Linked DNA regions of Homo sapiens: region 2 is linked to region 1. A link is an interaction called in ENCODE POLR2A ChIA-PET data of the cell type or tissue named here. Cell type or tissue: MCF 10A. All regions are shown on one strand. Each heading gives the region's core, and the rest is flanking DNA. Links, peaks and the distances in the headings are about the cores only.

Region 1 (5,382 bases), core at 141-5,140:
CCATACTGGTGAAGAAAAAAATGTAAAATTAAAAGAAAAAAAATAACAAGTGTTGGCAAGGATGTGGAGAAAAGGGAACCCTCATGCACTGTTGGTGGAAATGTAAATTTGTATACTACTTTTTTTTTTTTTTTTTTTGAGACACAGTCTCGCTCTGTTGCCAGGCTGGAGTGCAGTGACGCAATCTCGGCTCACTGCAACCTCCGCCTCCCAGGTTCAAGCGATTCTCCTGCCTCAGCTTCCCGAGTAGCTGGGACGACGGGCGCGTGCCACCACGCCCAGCTAATTTTTGTATTTTTAGTAGAGATGGGGTTTCACTGTGTTGGCCAAGATGGTCTTGATCTCTTGACCTCGTGATCGCCTGCCTCGGCCCCCCACCAAGTTTTGGGATTACAGGCGTGAGCCACCGCGCCTGGCCTGTACACTACTGTTCTATGGAAAACAGTATGGAGATTCCTCAAAAAATTGAAAATAGGATTATCATACAATTCAGCAATTCCACTACTGGGTATATATCCAAAGGAAATGAAATCAGTATGTTGAGGTATCTGTACGCTCATGTTCATTGCAGCATTATTCACAAGAGCCAAGATACAGAATCAGTGTTAAGTGTCCATCAGTAGATGAATGGATAAAGAAAATTTGGTATATATACACAACGAAATACTATTCAGCCTTGAAAAAGAAGGGAATCTTGTCATTTGGGACAACATGGATGAACTTAGAGGATATTACATTAAGTGAAGTCAGCCAGGCACAGAAAGACAAATGCTGCATGCTCTTATTTTGTTGTTACAGACAGGGTTTTTTGCTGCTGTGTTGCCCAGGCTGGAGTACGGTGGCTATTCCCAGGTGCAATCATAGCACACTATAGCCTCGAAGTCCCTCCTGGTATCAAGCGATCCTCCTGCCTCAGCCTTCTGAGTTGGTGGGACTACAGGCAGGTGCCACCATGGCTGGCCACATGCTTTTACTTATATATGGAATCTAAAATGTCAAACTCAATCTTACAATTCTCATATACCTATATTAACACCACCAAGGCTGTGGCTACCATTAGCAACAGGAGCATTAAATATCTGTTGGGTAAACTGTAGACCAAGGCTTTTAGTATTACAGAATATAATTCTAATAAAAATTCCAGGCTGGGGCAGGGCATGGTGGTTCATGCCTGTAATCCCAGCACTTTGGGAGGTCGAGGCGGGTGGATCACCTGAGGTCAGGAGTTTGAGACCAGCCTGGCCAACATGGTGATACCCCTATCTCTACTAAAAGTACAAAAAAATTAGCCGGGCGTGGTGGCCCATACCTGTAATCCCACATACTCAGGAGGCTGAGGCAGGAGAATCACTTGAACCCCAGGGGTGGAGGTTGCAGTGAGCCGAGATCACGCCACTGCGCTCCAGCCTGGGCAACAGAAAGAGACTGCATCTCAAAAAATAGAAAAAATTCCAGGCTGGGCGCAGGTGGTTCAAGCCTGTAACACAGCATTTTGCTAGGTGGAGGCAGGCGGATTGCTTGAGCCTAGGAGTTTGAGACCAGCCTGGGCAACATGGTGAAATCCCATCTCTACAAAAAATACGAAAACTAGCTGGGTGTGTTGGTGTGCACCTGTAGTCCCAGCTACTTGGGAGGCTGAGGTGGGAAGATCTCACCTGAGCCCAGGGAGGTTGAGGCTGTAGTGAGCCGTGATTGTGCCACTGCATTCCAGCCTGGGCGACAAGAGTGAGACCCTGTCTAAAAACAGTAAATAAAAATAGGACAGGCTCAGTGGTTCATGCCTGTAATCCCAGCACTTTGGGAGGCCGAGGCAGGCGGATCATGAGGTCAGGAGATGGAGACCATCCTGGCTAACATGGTGAAACCCCGTCTCTACTAAAAATACAAAAAATTAGCCGGGCGTGGTGGTGGGCACCTGTAGTCCCAGCTACTCGGGAGGCTGAGGCAGGATAATGGTGTGAACCCGGAAGGCAGAGGTTGCAGTGAGCTGAGATCAAGCCATTGCACTCCAGCCTGGGCTACAGAGGGAGATTCTGTCTCAAAAAATAAATAAATAAAATAATAATAATAATAATAAAGTAAAACTCATAGAAGCAGAGAATAAAATGGTGGTTACCAGGAGCTGGGTGGGAGTGGAGATTGGGAAGGTGTTGGTCAAAGGATATAAAATTTCTGTTAGACAGAAGGAATAAGCACAAGAAATCTGTTGTACAACATAGTGACCTTAGTAAAAATATATTCTTTTTTTTTTTTTTTTTTTTTTTGAGACAGAGTTTCACTCTTTTTGGCCAGGGTGGAGTGCAATGGCATGATCTTGGCTCACTGCAACCTCTGCCTCCCAGGTTCAAGCGATTCTCCTGCCTCAGCCTCCCAAGTAGCTGGAATTACAGGCATGCACCACCATGCCCAGCTAATTTTTTGTATTTTTAGTAGAGACGGAGTTTCTCCATGTTGGTCAGGCTGATCTCAAACTCCCAACCTCAGGTGATCTGCCTGCCTAAGCCTCCCAAAGTGCTGGGATTAGAGGTGTGAGCCACCACGCCCGGCCACTAAAAATATATTCTGTACCTGCAAATTGCTGAGAGTAGATTTTAAGTGTTCTCACCACAAAGAAACGTAATTATTTTAGGTAATGGATATGTTCATTAGTTTGATTTAGCCATTCCACAGTCTTCACATACAGTAGCGCTCCCCCTTATCCACAGTTTTGCTTTCTGTGGTTTTAGTTACCCAAGATCAGCCATGGTCTGAAGATATGAAAAAGAAATTCCAGCAACAAACAATTCATTAGTTTTAAACAGCATGCCATTCTGAGTAGTGTGATGAAATCTCTCTTGCCGTCCTGCGTATGTCATGAATCATCTCTTTGCTCGGTGTCTCCACACTGAGTCTGCTACATGCCCTTTAGTAGCAGACTTGGTTGTCAAATTAACTCAGGCTATTGCAGGGCTCGTGTTCAAGTAACCCTTATTTTACTTAATAATGGCCCCAAAGTGCAAGAGTAGTGATGCTGGCAATTTGGATATACCAAGGATAAATTCCTTTTTCTTTTTTTTTTTTTTGAGACAGACTCTTGCTCTGTTGCCCAGACTGGAGTTCAGTGGCCCCATCATTGCTCACTGCAACCTCCACCTCCTGAGCTCAAACAATCCTTGCACCTCAGCCTCCAGAGTAGCTGGGATTACAGATGTGCATCACCATGCCTGGCTAATTTTTGTATTTTTTGTAGAGATGAGGTTTTGCCATGTTACCTCGAACTCCTGGGCTCAAGTGATCCACCCACCTCAGCCTCCCAAAGTGCTGGGATTACAGGTGTGAGCCACCACTCCCAGCCAAGAAGCTATTAAGTGTATCCTTTAAGCAAAAAGATGAAAGTTCTAGACTTACTAAGGAAAAAAAAATCTTATGCCAAGATTGCTAAAATCTATAGTAAAAATGATTTTTTTTTTGTTTTTTATGAACCCTGCATATTGTATTTGAAAGAATGAATTTTCTATCTGTGAAATTGTGAAGACGAAAAAAGAAAATTGTGCTAGTTTTGCTGTTGTACTCCACATTGCAGAAGTTACAATCACAGTGCACAGTAAGTTCCTAGTGAAGATGGAAAAGACACTAAATTTGTGGGTGGGAGACATGAACAAAAACGTACTTTGATTGAGTGCAATTGGATTCAGTACTGTCCATTGTTTCAGTTATCCACTGGGGGCTTTGGAATGTATCCCTCAAGGATAAGAGAGGACTACTGTATTTCTGAATGTCATTTTACACACCGTAACTATATATAATTTTTGTCAGTTAAACAAAATATGGCACAATCTCTTTTAAGCTATTGGTGATACCAATAAGATTGGGAATTTTACTAACAATCTTTTACATACTTTACCTTCTTAAATAAAATTAGGTAAGAGATAGGACTTCTGGGACAACATCTTTATATACTTGGGAGAAGGGTTCATCCTTCCACTATGGCAACACTAATTTATTGGTAAATGCAAACCACTATAGTAGGCTCATTCTATTAAATGAATGCACTGCATAATAACACTTCTGTCAATGCTGGACTGCACAAATGATGGTGGTCTTGTAAGGTTAAAATGGAGCTGAAAAATTCCTATTGCCTGGTGATGTAGCCATCATGATGTTATAGCACAATGCATTACTCACGTTTGTGGTAATGCTGGTAGTAAACAAACCTGTGCTGGCAGTCATATAAAACTATAGCACATACAATTATGTATAGTATATAATACTTGATAATAAATGACTATATTACTGGTTTATATATTTACTATACTTTTTAATTGTTAGTGTGTATTCCTTCTACACACACACACACACACATATTTTTATTTTATTTTTATTTTTGAGATGGGGTCTCACTTTGTTGCCCAGGCTGGAGTGCAATGGCACAATTAGGGCTCACTGCAGCCTTGACCTCTCAGGCTCAGGTGATCTTCCCACCTCAGCCTCCCAAGTAGCTGGGACTACAGGCACATGCCACCATACTGGCTAACTTTTTTTTTTTCTTCTTCCCTGTAGAGACAAGGTTTTGCCATGTTGCCCAGACTGGTCTTGAACTCCTGGGCTCAAGCAGTTTGCTCACCTTGGACTCCCAAAGTGCTGTGATTACAGGTGTGAGCCACCTCACCCAGCCTTATTTTTTAAAAAAGTTAACTGTAAAACAGCCTCTGGCAGGTCCTTCAGGAAGTATTCTAGAAGAAGGCACTGTTATCATAGGAGATGACAGCTCCATGCCTGTTAGTACCCCTGAAGACCTTTCAAGAAGTCAAGATGTAGAAGTGGAAGACAGTGATATTCTTGATCCTGTCCCTGTGGAGGCCTAGGCTAATGTGTTGTTAGTGTCTTAGTTTTTAACAAAAAGTTTTAGAAAGTAAAAAAAAAAAAAAAAGAAAGAGGGACGGAGGGAAGGAAAGGAGGGAGGGAGGAAGGAAGAGGGAGGAGAGAGACAGAGCAGAGAGAGAAAGGAAGGAAAGGAAAGGAAGAAAGAAAAAAAGAAAAAAAAGAAAAGAAATCCTCCTGACTTATCATCCTGAATAGCTGGGACAACAGATGTGTCCTACCACACCAAGCTAATTTTTAAAAAATTGTTTTTATGGAGATGGGATCTTGCTATGTTGCCTGGGCTGGTCTCAAGCTCCTGGCCTCAAGTGATCTTCTTGCTTTGACCTACAGAAGCACTAGGATTACAGGTGTGAGCCACCTCTCCTGGCCATCTTTTCTTTTTTTTTTTTTTGGAGATGGAGTTTTGCTCTTGTTGCCCAGGCTGGAGTGCAGTGGCACGATCTCGGCTCACCACAACCTCTGGCTCCCAGGTTCAAGTGATTCTCCTGGCTCAGCCTCCCGAGTAGCTGGGATTACAGG
Region 2 (5,382 bases), core at 258-5,257, 87 kb before region 1:
TGTATCTCAATAAAGATATTATTTTAAAAAGAGAGGAAGGTATTTCCAGGAATCGGTAGCCCTTCTTTGTTCCATTACAATCTAGTGGAGCTGGATGTCATGTCCTCAGGCAGTTCTTGGAACTATGAAAACAATCTTTTAACCACGGAAGAATGAAAAATGGCAACGTGACAAGAATGGAAAAACAGAGAATTCAGGTCCTTGATAAAATCTTGGAGCTACTGAAAGAACCAATTCTAGAGCTTCTCTATTTTGGGGCTTCTTAATATAAGACGTAATAAATTTTTCTTAAATAATTCTGACATATTTTATTTCTAGTAATTTATTGAGGTAAAATCCACATAACCATAAAGTTAACTTTTGGGGGAGGGGTATGATAGGGTCTCACTCGGTTGCCCAGGCTGGAGTGCCATGGCACAATCATAGCTCATTGCAGCCTCAAACTCCTGGGCTCAAGCAGTCCTCCGATCCCAGCCTCCTTAGTAGTTAGAAATACAGGCACACATCACCAAGCCCAACTAATTAAAATTAACCATTTTGGCCACGTGCAGTGGCTCATGCCTGTCATCCCAACACTTTAGAAGGTCGAGGAGGGAGGATCACTTGAAGCCAGGAGACCAACCTGAAGAGCAAAACAAGATCCGTTGCAAAAAAAAAAAAAAGCCAGGCATGGTGTCATGCACCTGTAGTTCCAGCTACTTGGGAGGCTGAGGCAGGAGGATCCCTTAAGCCTAGGAGTTTGAAGCTGCAGTGAACTAAGATCTCACCACTGCACTCCAGCCTGGGCAGCAGAGTGAGATTCTGTCTTAAAAAATAAATTAACCATTTTAAAGTAAACAATTCAGGGGTCTTTAGTACAGTCACAATGCTGTGCAACCACCACCTCTATCTAGTTCCAAAACATTTTCATTATTCCACCAATTTGCATTTTGTCCCTGTAGATTTATCTTTTTTTTTTTTTTTTTTTTCTCGAGACAGAGTCTCACTCTGTTGCCCAGGCTGGAGTGCAGTGGTGCGATCTTAGCTCACTGCAACCTCAGCCTCCCAGGTTCACGGGATTCTGGTGCCTGAGCCTCCAGAGTAGCTGGGATTACAGGCATGTGCCACCACACCCAGCTAATTTGTGTATTTTTAGTAAAGACGGGGCTTCACCATGTTGGCCAAGCTGGTCTTGAACTCCCGGCCTCAAGTGATCTGCCTGCCTTGGCCACCCAAAGTGCTGAGATTACAGGTGTAAGCCACCACGCCGGCCTGATTTATCTATTCTGAATGCCTCATATAAATAGAATTACGCAGTGTATGATCTCTTGTGCCTGTCTTCCTTCATTTAGCATAAAATTTTTTGAGGCTTATTTAGATCATAGCAGGTATCAGCACTTCATTCTTTTTTATGTCTAAACAATATTCTTTTGTATGTATTTGCTACAATTTGTGTATGAGCCATCCATTGATGGACACTTTGGCTATTTTGACTAGTGCTGCTATGAAAAAGTGTGTACAAATAATTGTTGGAGTACATTTTTCCAATTATTTCAGGTGTATGCCTAGGAATGGAATTGCAGGGTTATATGGTAATTCTATGTTTAACTTTTTTTTTTTTTTTTTTTGAGACGGAGTCTCTCTCGCCCAGGCTGGAGTACAGTGGGGCCATCTTGGCTCACTGAAACTTCTGCCTCCCGGGTTCAAGCGATTCTCGTGCCTCAGCCTCCCGAGTAGCTGGGACGATAGGCACACACCACCACACCCAGCTAATTTTTGGTATTTTTTTTTAGTAGAGCCCAGCTTCCATGAGGTCAAACTCCTGACCTCAAGTGATCTGCCCACCTCAGCCTCCTAAAGTGCTGGGATCACAGGTGTGAGCCACTGTGTCTGGCCGTCTATGTTTAACTTCTTGAGAAACTGCTCAAATGTTTTCCACAGAGGCTGAGCCATTTGGCCTTCCCACCAGCAGTTATTATTATTATTATTTTAATTGTTAAAGCCATCCTAATGCATTTGAAGTGGTACTTCATTGTTGTTGATTTTGTTTTTACTTGCAGCTAAAAACATATAAATTGATACAGGTGTTAAAAGTGGTAGAATTATGGTTGTTTAAAATATTTTCTTCATTTTGATTATCTATATTTTGTAATTTTTCTGTAATCATACTAATATTTATTAGGTTCTTACAGTGTATCAGTACTAACGCTAATATACAATGTACTAAGCATTTTATATACATAATATCACTTATTTCTTATTTCTCACAACAAATCTATAAGACAAGTAAAAACTAAGGGACAGGGAGGAAAAGCAACTTACTCCAGGACACACAGCATGTTTTAAGCATAGGGTCTAGGATTTTTTCCTAATTAAACTTTTAATTTTGAGATAATTATAGCTTCACATGCAGCTATAAGAAATAATATAGGCCAGGCAAGGTGGCTCACGCCTGTAATCCCAGCACTTTGGGAGGCTGAGGTGGGCTCATTTGAGCCCAGGAGTCATAGACCAGCCTGGGCAGCATAGGGAGACTCCATCTCTACAAAAAATGTTTTAAAATGAGCCAGGAGTGGTGGCACGCGCCTGTGTTCTTAGCTACTTGGGAGGGTGAGGTGGGAGGATAGCTTGAGCCCAGGAGGCCGGGGCTGCAGTGAGCCATGATTGTGCCACTGCACTCCAGCTTCGGTGACAGAATAAGACCCTGTTTCAAAAAAGGAAGGAAGGAAGGAAGGGAGGGAGGGAGGGAGGGAGGGAACAAAGAGATCCTGTGTACTCTTTACCTAGTTTCCCCCGATGGTAACTTCTTGAAAAAATACAACACAGTATCACAACCAAGATATTCACATTGATACAGTCAAGACACAGAGTATTTCCAACACTACCAGGATTCCTCATATTGACCTTTCAATAGCCAACCCCACTTCCTCCTGCCTCTACCTCCTCCTTTACACTGGTAATTCTGTCTCCATTTTTATAATTTTGTCATTTCAAGAATTTTATATAAATAAATCATACAGTGTTTAATCTTTTGAGACTGGCTTTTTTTCACTCATCATGATTCTCTGGAAATTCATCCAGATTGTTCCAAGTATTCATATTTGTTCTCTCTCTTTTTTTTTTTTTTTTTTTTGAGACAGGGTCTGGCTTTGTCACCCAGGCTGGAGTGCAGTAGCGCAATCAGAGCTCACTGGCATCACCGACCTCTCTGCCTCAAGTGATCCTGCCACTTCAGCCTCCCGAGTAGCTGGGACTACAGGTGTGTGCCACCATGCCCAGCTAATTTTTGTAATTTTTTGTACAAGTGGAGTCTCCCTGTGTTGCTCAGGCTGGCCTTGAGCTCCTGGGCTCAAGTGATCCTCCCACCTCAGCCTCCCAAAGTGTTGAGATTACAGGCATGAGCCACAATGCCCGGCCTCGTTTCTTTTTATTTCTGGGTAATACTCCATGCTGAGTGGTATTCTGTGGATGTACCATGGTTTGTTTAACCATCCACCTATTGAAGAACATCTGGATTGTTTCCAGTTTGGGGATACTACCAATAAAACTGCTTTAAACATTCAACTACAGGTTTTTGTCTTAATGTAAGTCTTCATTTCTCTGGGATAAATGCTCAGGATTGCAATTGCCAGGTTGTATGGTAGCTGTGTGATTCTTTTTTTTTTTTTTTTTTTTTTTTTTGAGATGGAGTTTTACTTTTGTCGCCCAGGCTGGAGTGCAATGGCAGGATCTTGGGTCACTGCAACCTCCTTCTCCTGGGTTCAAGCGATTCTTCTGCCTCAGCCTCCTGAGTAGCTGGGATTACAGGCTCCCACCACCACTCCCAGCTAATTTTTGTATTTTTACTAGAGATGGGGTTTCACCATGTTGGCCAGGCTGGTCTCAAACTCCTGACCTCAGGTGATCCACCTCCCTCAGCCTCCCAAAGTGCTGGGATTACAGGCACAAGCCACTGTACCCGCCTATGCGGTTCATTTTTTAAGAAACTGACAGGCTAGCCACGGTGGCTCACGCCTGTAATCCCAGCACTTTGGGAGGCCGAGGCAGGTGGATCACCTGAGGTCAGGAGTTCAAGACCAGCCTGGCCAACATGGTGAAACCCCGTCTCTACTAAAAATACAAACGTTAGCCGGGCATGGTGGTGAACGCCTGTAATCCCAGCTACTCAGGAGGCTGAGGCAGGAGAATCACTTGAACCTGGGAAGCACAGGTTGCGGTGAGCCAAGATTCCGCCACTGCACTCCAGTCTGGGCGATAGAGCGAGACTCTGTCTTAAAAAAGAAAAAGAAAAAGAAACTGACAAAGTTTTCCAGAGTGCAGGGCCCAGGATTTTAATCACACTATTCTACTGCTTATAAATTAACCTATAAAATCTTTTATTTTTAAAAGAATAAAAAGAAATTTTCTTCCTGTTATGGCTGTGATGAACTTTAGTAAGCATACAGTAAACAAAACAAAACAAAACAAAACAAAAAAAAAAACAGCAATATAAGTTATTTTTTATTTTAAAAACTCTTCACAGGACACTTACACATTGAAATACATACAGCCAAGGGCTGCTGAGCTGTTGGCCTTCCGGAAGCTTAAGCACTTCATCTTTTCTCTGGCATGTGGTCTCTGTGGGTCCTCAGATGCCAGGATCACATGTTCGCTGCTCACTGAGCTCTTAGGAAGCCCCTGTGCTACCCTGTAGGCAGAAATTATCCTTTTTGAATCAGGTAAGTAACAGAAACCTCCTCAGCTTTAAGCTAGAAAGGGAACTCTCTTTCTGAAGGTACAGGAGGTGCAGCTGACCCATGCAAAGGACTGGAGTTAGGAAATGGAGAGTTCTGCAGATCCAATCAGCCAGCCCAGGGGGCCAGTCCCATGGTGCAAGTGTAGTTGCAGGCAAACAAAATAAGATCTTGGGCTCAGGAGTCCAACAACTTGAGTTGAAATCCTGGTTCTACCACTTACAAGCCATGTGACCCTAGGCAAGTTACTTAACCTCTCAGACCCCAGTTTCCTTATCTTAAAATGGGGTAATAAGCCTGGGCAACATAGTGAGACTTTGTGTCTCTCTAAAAAAAAAAAAAAATTTAGCCAGGCATGGTGGCACCCACCTATGGTCCCAGCTACTTGGGAGGCGGAGGTGAGAGGAACACTTGAGCCAGGGAGCTTGAGGCTGCAGTGAACCATGATTGCACCACTGCGCCCCACCAGGGTGACAGAGCAAGACCCTGTCTAAAATAAAATAAAATAAAATAAATAAAATAAAATAGAATGGGGTAATAATTGCATCTACAGTATTAGGTTCATATGGAGATTAATGAGTTGATGCATATAAAAAATGCTTTAAAGGAGTCAGGCAGGCCGGGCGCAGTGGCTCATGCCTGTAATCCCAGCACTTTGGGAGGCCGAGGC

What was found. Peaks named below come from ENCODE experiments on the same cell type or tissue, not always from the same donor. Only the 100,000 strongest peaks of a DNase experiment are listed, where the experiment ranks them.
Region 2: POLR2A ChIA-PET joins it to region 1 with 5 read pairs; 2 of 35 experiments call an interaction of 5 or more read pairs at or near these places.

The regions. Positions count from the first base shown.
Region 1 is chr1:28,389,359-28,394,740 of GRCh38, forward strand. All of the region lies in intron 1 of PHACTR4 (phosphatase and actin regulator 4), which reads left to right. Among named protein-coding and RNA genes, the nearest start is that of PHACTR4, 22 kb to the left of the region's middle. In MCF 10A, for the core only: no CTCF peak of the experiment used is centred there; a DNase peak (open chromatin) is centred at 2,833.
Region 2 is chr1:28,301,906-28,307,287 of GRCh38, forward strand. No RefSeq gene overlaps it. Among named protein-coding and RNA genes, the nearest start is that of MED18, 24 kb to the right of the region's middle. In MCF 10A, for the core only: no CTCF peak of the experiment used is centred there; no DNase peak of the experiment used is centred there.